Linked DNA regions of Homo sapiens: region 2 is linked to region 1. Evidence: chromatin contacts called from ENCODE POLR2A ChIA-PET data. All regions are on one chromosome and are shown on one strand. The core of a region is the stretch at or near the end of the contact, and the rest is flanking DNA. Distances in the headings are between cores, read along the strand shown. Region 1 overlaps TXNDC16 (thioredoxin domain containing 16). Region 2 has its middle 56 kb from the start of PTGER2.

The links. ChIA-PET counts read pairs that join two places held with the same protein, here RNA polymerase II (POLR2A).
Region 2: POLR2A ChIA-PET joins it to region 1 with 16 read pairs in MCF 10A. The contact joins two enhancer-like sites. POLR2A ChIA-PET finds 5 or more read pairs at or near these places in 3 of 52 experiments (IMR-90, MCF 10A and activated CD4-positive, alpha-beta T cell).

What each region holds. Positions count from the first base shown.
Region 1 is chr14:52,457,182-52,461,190 of GRCh38, forward strand. The region is part of intron 16 of TXNDC16 (thioredoxin domain containing 16); the gene reads right to left. Among named protein-coding and RNA genes, the nearest start is that of TXNDC16, 93 kb to the right of the region's middle. Within about 2 kb of position 1,695, at least 3 of the 41 ENCODE cell types and tissues checked have a DNase peak (open chromatin) inside an H3K27ac peak, as active enhancers do.
Region 2 is chr14:52,368,578-52,372,586 of GRCh38, forward strand. No RefSeq gene overlaps it. Among named protein-coding and RNA genes, the nearest start is that of PTGER2, 56 kb to the left of the region's middle. Within about 2 kb of position 2,099, at least 3 of the 41 ENCODE cell types and tissues checked have a DNase peak (open chromatin) inside an H3K27ac peak, as active enhancers do.

The DNA.
Region 1 (4,009 bases), core at 445-2,944:
TACATAGAGAAGACAAAAATCTGAAACCTTTATAATTATGTATGCTATTCAACTGATGAAGAGATTTATAGGTGGTAGTATTTCATTATTAATTAATTACAAAAATATTTAAGTGCAGATGTCTTATATAATTTAGTGGTTCCAAAATAAATCTGTATTCTCTTTATGACATGGGATTACTAAAGAAATGTCAATTGATATAATGCAACATGGCTTCCAAAACAAATGTACTCTAAATGTAATTCATAAGCTTTATAGCACTCTAATCATAATTACTGAATAAATACTTTTTGCCTTTTAATTTACTCCTATGGCAGAGTAAATGGAGACAGCTGTCTTATGTGTAGCCTGAAAAGAGAAGTAGGTATGTGAAATGATATGCACATTATAACCATAAAATCTGAAAGTATCTATATGCATAAAAAATAGCAGACTGAAAATTCTAGCCCTCTAACAGTGTCTGTGTTAGGGTTGTGCAAGTAGAAGGGATTCTGTGTCTTTTAAAAAACAATTCCTACATTTTCTCTAATGTGTTTTCATTAGTTTTGAACTTTGATTAATTTGTATTGTCTTTTCTCATTTGTTAGGATACACATATTCAAAATACAAGCTATTTCTACAAATTTCTGAATACATTTTCATTAATAATAGCATACTGTGGATCTTGTTAATAATGACTATCCTATAACCAAGAAGCAAGTCTGAATTAAATCATTGTAGACTAATGAGAAAAGCACAGAGGTGGACTTATAGGTCAAATTCTTGCCAAGTGAAGGCCAAATGATAATTCAATTCATACATGAAAGATTCACAGCAGTCAAACAGAAAAACACTCATGGAAGAATGAGTCACATAGTACCTACTAGGCTAGGCATGCTGAACCCAAAGATCTGTACCTCAGCAGTCAGCACTACATTCATGATGTAAGCATTCAACATTGTCAACATTGGGTAACCACAAGATTATTTTCTTTAAAAAGGGTACATACTTTCCCTAAGATTGAGCAATACTGTCTGTAGGAAAGCAAACTTACTAGAGTAGCTCAGTAGGCAGCATGGGGAGCTCATTTACAATCACAGATTTAATGAGACAACTGGCCAGGTGCGGTAGCTCACGCCTGTAATCCCAGCACTTTGGGAGGCGAGGTGGGTGGATCACTTGAGGACAGGAGTTTGAGATTAGCCTGGCCAACATGGTGAAACCCCATCTCTACTAAAATACAAAAATTAGCTGGGCATGGTGGCATGTGCCTGTAGTCCCAGCTACTCAGGAGGCTGAGGCATGAGAATCGCTTGAATTTGGGAGAAGGAGATTGCACTGAGCTGAGATCATGCCAGCCTGGGCCACAGAGCGAGACTCTGTCTCAAAAAAAATAAAAAGAGAGACGAGAGACAGAGAGAAAATTTATTAAAATATTTTTTTAGCCCATGCTACATCAAAGTAGAAAAGACACATGAGATTATAAACTAGAAAGGACTGTGTGTCTGTACTTTCATTTCTAAGAGTGAACAGAGTGAAATTCCAGTCAATGGATAAACTATATCTAAAGCAATGACATAACAGAATCTGTTTCAGCTTCTTTTCATTTTAGGTAAGTAGCAATAGAAAAGTACACCATTATTTCCATATAATTTCCTCATACAAAAGACTCTCTACTTATGAATATGTCTCTTAAAAAGTCTCTTCGTAAATCCATGTGTTTGTAAATCCTAAGTGACTCACAGGATGGGAAAATATATGACTGTAGATCTCAGATGCATATCCATTTCCACTAAACTAGAATACATATTTTCCTCTGAACATTCAAAACCAGGCATATTCTCCTCCTTGGTAAAAACTGTATATATGCCAAAATATATGGCAACCTCAAATACAAGAAAGTACTCAATTATCTGAATAAAAATATGCACAAAAAGCTTTTCAGCTACTATAAATATATTTTAATTGCATAAAATAAACATATTTATTTAGCAATATTATTTTTTCTACTATCACATCTTATTGAATAATTATTTTTATAGACACACACACATACATACATCTGTTTTTTAGCTCTGTCAGCAGGGAGAGCTGAGAAGCAAGAAAACCCCAGTAACTAAAAGCACTCCTAACCCCTATATTATACAAACTAGAAAACCTGAAAGAGATGGATAAACTCCTGGACACATACACACTACCAAGACTGAACCAGGAAGAAATTGATTCCCTGAACAGACCAGTAACAAGTTCTGAACTTGAATCAGTAATAAATAGCCTACCAACCAAAAAAAGCCCAGGACCTGATGGATTCACAGCCAAATTCTACCAGACATACAAAGAAGAGCTGATACCATTCCTATTGAAACTATTCCCAAAAATTAAGGAGGCGGGACTCCTCCCCAGCTCATTCTATGAAGCCAGCATCATCCTGATACCATAACCTGGCAGAGACACAACAAAAGAAGAAAATTTCAGGCCAGTATTCCTGATCAACATTGAAAATCCTCAACAAAGTATGCAAACTAAATCCAGTAGCACATCAAAAAGCTAATCTACCACAATCAAGTAGGCTTCATCCCTGGGATGCAAGGTTAGTTCAACATATGCAAATCAATAAATGTGATTTATCTCATAAACAGAACTAAAGACAAAAATCACATGATTATCTCAGTAGATGTAGAAAAGGCCTTCAATAAAATACCCCTTCATGTTAAAAACTCTCAATATACTAGGTACTGAAGAAACACACCTCAATAAGAGCCATCTATGACAAACCCACAGTCAACATCATACTGAATGGGCAAACGTTGGAAGTAATCCCCTTGAAAACTGGCACAAGACAAGGACACCCTCTTTCACCACTCTTACCCAATGCAGTCTTGGAAGTCCTAGCTGGAGAAATCAGGCAAGAGAAAGAAAAAAAGAGCATCCAGGCTGGGCACAGTGGCTCACTCCTGTAATCTCAGCACTTTGGGAGGCCGAGGTGGGAGGATAACGTGAGCTCAGGAGTTTGAGACCAGCCTGGGTAACACGGCTAAACCCCATCTCTACTAAAAATGCAAAAATTAGATCTCTGCAAGGAGAATTATAAAACACTGTTCAAAGAAATCAGAGAAAACACAAACAAATAGAAAAACATCCCAAGCTCATGAATGGGAAAAAACAATATCATTAAAATGGCCATACTGCCCAAAGCAATCTATAGATTCAATGCTATTCCTATCAAACTACCAATGATATTTTTCACAGAACTAGAAAAAAAGTATTTCAAAAATCGTATGAAAGTCAAAGAAGGTTGAACATTATCTTCTGACAATGTTTTTCATGTAATTTTCCATAATAAATTAACCTGTTCATTATCTCTCTTTTGGATGTTGCAGGGGCCCTCTGTAACATTTGAAAGTTACTTTGAGGTCAAAAAGACTTAATTTTGAACTTGATTTTGGGAAGCCTATTAAATATGTCAAAAGTTTAAAACACTTATCAAAATAGATCACAGGTCACTGTAAAATAAATCATTTATTTAGCCAAAGTGATAATTAAGAGGTTTTAAAAAGCAAAGACCTTTATTTGTTGATTAAAAAAGGACTCAGAATATGTCTATAGAATATGTCTCTTCTTTCTCCCTTTTTTGAGAGTTTATTCAAAACGTGAATGAAAGTGTTTTATTGTGTCTTATTAGTATTACATGAAATTTATGTGCAAAAGAGAAAACTAAATTTGTATTCTTTTATTAGTGTATTATCAATTCTAAAGCTGATTTTAATAAAAACTTATATACAAATCTCATTTCAGTCAGCTTTTAATCACACAAGATTTTAAAATAAACTTTGTAATCTCATAACAATTTTGAAGTTTTCTAACTTTCTACAATTTATTTAGTTTTATCTATATCTTTTAGTTCTTTTAATTTGAAACAATCTTTAAATAACTTCTTTTTTTCTCACATTTTTATGCCTTTATAACTTTCCTCACCAAAAATATATCTTGCTTTTTTAATAGACTCTTTATTTAGAATTCTCTTACATTT
Region 2 (4,009 bases), core at 849-3,348, 88 kb before region 1:
AGGAGGAAGCCAAGGTAAGCAAATTAAACACCATAGTTATACATTGTCATAACATAAAAAGTAAATAAACAAAATGAAGCAATGAGAAGCTAAGGACTGGAGAAGGCCTCTCTCTCGGACTGCCAGGTGAGTCCTCTTAAGGAAGATATATTGAACTGAGACATGAGGATGGTGAACTCTTGCAGAGCAATGAAAGAGTGTTCCAGGAAGAAAGAACAAGTGCAAAAGTACAGAAGTCACGAAAGGTTATTAGAGCAACAGAAGGAAGGCCAGTGTGGCTGTAGCCTACTGAGCAGGTAGAAGACTGGTATGAAATGAGACTGGAAAACGCTACTGCCAGTGGTTTAGCAGAGAGAGGCTATGTCTGGGCCTTGGTTGGTGACAGAAGACATAAGGAAAGGGCCAGATATGAAGTAGAACTGATAGAATTTCTTGATAGATTAACTATGGGAGATGAAGGAAATGGGGAACCAAAGGTAACTCTGAGATTCTTTGCTTGAGTCAGGTAGGAGGTGATACCATTCATGTGGATGTGAAAGACTGAGGGAAAAAAACATTGAAGGGATAAAGAGGTCCATCTTATACATGTAAAGTTTAAGATGCCTAAGTGAATATTATTTGGATTGCTAAATAAAAATAATGGTTTTTTGGCAATAAGGAGGCCACTGGTTTCCAGGCAGAGGTGTGGCTCATGGTAGTTCCGGAATCATATCCTTTTAGCCACTTCCCCGACAGCTTCAACAGAAAGTCTCTCTGAAGGATTCGATTGGCTTGGCGTGGGTCCAGTGCCCAGCCCTGGGGTATTCACCATGCCAATGGACTCCCAATACTGGATCTTACCTGTTACCTTCCCATTCTAGTGGCTGGTGGGCAGTGGGGCCCAGGGAAGGAATGCAGGGTTCATTTTCAGAAAGAATGTAAAAGACATACCACAGAGACAATGAAAAATAACCACAAAAGGCAGGGAAGTTTGCCTGTGGGAATTGCCATGTGGCAACTTTTTTTCTGGTGTCCTCTCCACTAAAACCTTAGAACAATCTGTATTTTGTTTTATTAGAGACAAAAATTACAGTGAGAAACTGTAGTGGTATGTGGACATCTTTTTGCCAAAACAGGCTCACTTTGATGATGCAGCCAATTGGCCACTCCTAAGTTATTTCTGCTCAGAGTCCAGAAAGGCTGAATAATAAATTGGCTGTTTGATCTAAGTGTTCATTCATTTCCTCATTAAGCAAGTATATCTTAGGTACTTAATATGTGCTAGGAGATGTGGGGTGTATACAGATGTATAAGATAAAGCCTTTAATCCTGTGGGAGAGATTAGACATGAATACAAACAGTAATACAAAAGAGAGTGGGTTAAGTGTCATTTGAAATAAAGTCCTCATTAGGAACCTGACTGTGATGTCTTAAGGAGAAGGTGGTACTTACATAGAGAGAAAGATACAAGAGAAGAGGATTTGCCAAAGCATAGAGACAGGAAGTTCAAGGTAGGATTGTAGAATGGCCAAAACATCAGTTGAGCCGTATTCCAAATTTGCATTACAAGTAATAGGATATAGGGGTTGGAAGCATTTGAGGTGGGGAGATGAGGAGAGGTCAAGAGGTCACCACACCTGCTCTGTGCATGAGCATAGAGAAGAGAGAAGATGGCAGCGCTAGAGAAGAAAGCATGGATGGAAAAAAAGGCATGGAGGGAGGAATGTTTGGCTGGACCAAGGGTGGAAGGTAAAGAGGACTTTTGGAGAAGAAGGAAAAAGTGACTGAGGTTTGAAGCCGAGTGAAAGGCAGTTTGGCTAGAGAAACAGGAAGCTCTGGTGGTTGGGGAAGGTATGGCTAATTGGTTTTGGATATAGCTTAGTGAATCTGAGGTGTCAGAGGGACAGATCAGAGTAGATTTTCAGCAGTGGGTTGGGCATGTGGAATTGGAACCTGAAAAGCCATGTGGACTGGAGACATAGCTTTGGGCAGTATTAGCTGGCAGGTGAGCTTTGAAGGTGTGGCAGCAGAAGAGATTCCTGGGCAGAAAGTGTGGAGGGGGCGGTTGAGGTCAGAACCTTAGGAAATCAGGACAGGGAGGAGTCAAAGCCACAATCTGAGGAAAGATCAGAGAATAAAGGGGAGAAAATGTGATCATGACAAAAGCTAAGGCATGATCCAGCAAATCTTTCATGTGGATGAACCGGTTGTCAGAGAAACAGTTACCTTGTGGCAAACGGAAAACACATCTTTATCCTTCCACAACTCACAGGAGGAGATCCTTAGGCTGAGTAGAGATGTGCTGTGCTACCAGTTAAGCAAGATTTGGAATGCGCTTTGGTTTGGAAGTGCATTTGCCAAATGAGTTAGAGTAAATATATTCCTGTCTCACAAAGGGGGCAGTTGTTGACTTACTCTGTAGGCATGAAGGTTGCAATGGTCACAGGGGCCCTGCTTTAATGAAATTTACCTTCAGGAACGTGGACCAAAAAGAACAAAGCCAAATGCAGAGTTTTAGAGGACATTTATTCTTAGAGGATGAATGGAGAGCAAGAGCAAGACAGGTAACAGACAGAATACTATGATTGGCAGGGTCTGGATGGCTTTGGGGCTTCCTTCTGGACCCTTTTCAGGAGTCCTTCTCTACCTGGTGGACTGGGACTTCGAGGTAAGGGAACCAAGAAAGCCCTAGATTCAAAAAAGGAGGTTCACATAGAGGCAGATTGGAGGGGTGGGTTATTTAAGGAAAAGGATGATTTTGTGGTAGGGAAATTACAAAACCACATCTAGAAGACCCTTCTCTCTGTGTTTTACTAGGAAAAGGGAAAGAATTGGAAATGAAAATTAAAAGGGGAACTAAGATATGAAAACAGTGAGGTTTTCAGATATTCAAGCTAGTAAATGCCATTCCCTCATCCAGAAACTTGCGTGTTACATTATATGTGAATTGCCTGCTTTTAAAAAGAACTGAAAGTCACTTACTTCTAATTTAAAAAATAATGCATGCTGGACTTTGAAAGTATGAAAACACAAAAAATAGTGCAAAGAAAAAAATCAGGTTACCACTAATTCCTAATCCAGAAATAAACTTAGCCTGAAAAATTCTACCTTGGAATTAGACAGTTAGGCTATTTCTAATCTTTTACTACTTTAAGCAATATTATAATGAACATCCTTGTACATTCATTTTTTAATACTTGTCTGAATATTATCTTACTATGAATTCCTTTAAATGGAATTGTGGGGTGAGAGGAGAAGCACACTTTTTAAAACTTTCAATAAATATTGCCAAATTACTCACAAATGATTATACAAATTTGGTACTCCAGCAGCAATGCAACAGTGTCTATTTCCCCTACTTCTCATCAAATCTTTTATATTACTTTGTATTTCACTACGTGCATAGCTGGTTGAATTTTTTCCCAAATGTTAACCTCTGGTATTTCTTCTCTTGTGAATTGCTTGTTCTGTCTTTTGCCCATTTTTTTGGAATATTCATCTTTTTTCATATATTTTAAGTTACTTGCATGGATAATGATATAATTTCTTTATTTGCATATACATTTCAAATGTCTTAATCACAATTTTCTACCTTCTGGTGTTTGACTTAATTTTATAGTTTTTATAATGTACAGAAACATTAAATTTTTTCACTGAATATAGTCAAATATGTTAACCTTTTATGGTTTCTGCTATGCATGTTATGCTTAGAAAAACTTTCCCACAACAAAACTGAGAAATAATCACTTATATTTTCCTATAGTTTTTTGGCAGTCACATATATGTATGTATGTATTTAAAAAAATTTTTTTTCAATAGGTTTTTGGGGAACAGGTGGTGTTTGTTTACATGAATAAGTTCTTTAGTGGTGATTTATGAGATTTTTGTGCACCCATCACCCGAGCAGTGTACACTATACCCAGTGTGTAGTCTTTTATCCCTTGCCACCCACCACCCTTTCCCCTGAGTCTTCAAAGTCCATTGTATCATTCTTAAGCCTTTGCATCCTCATAGCTTATGTCCCACATAC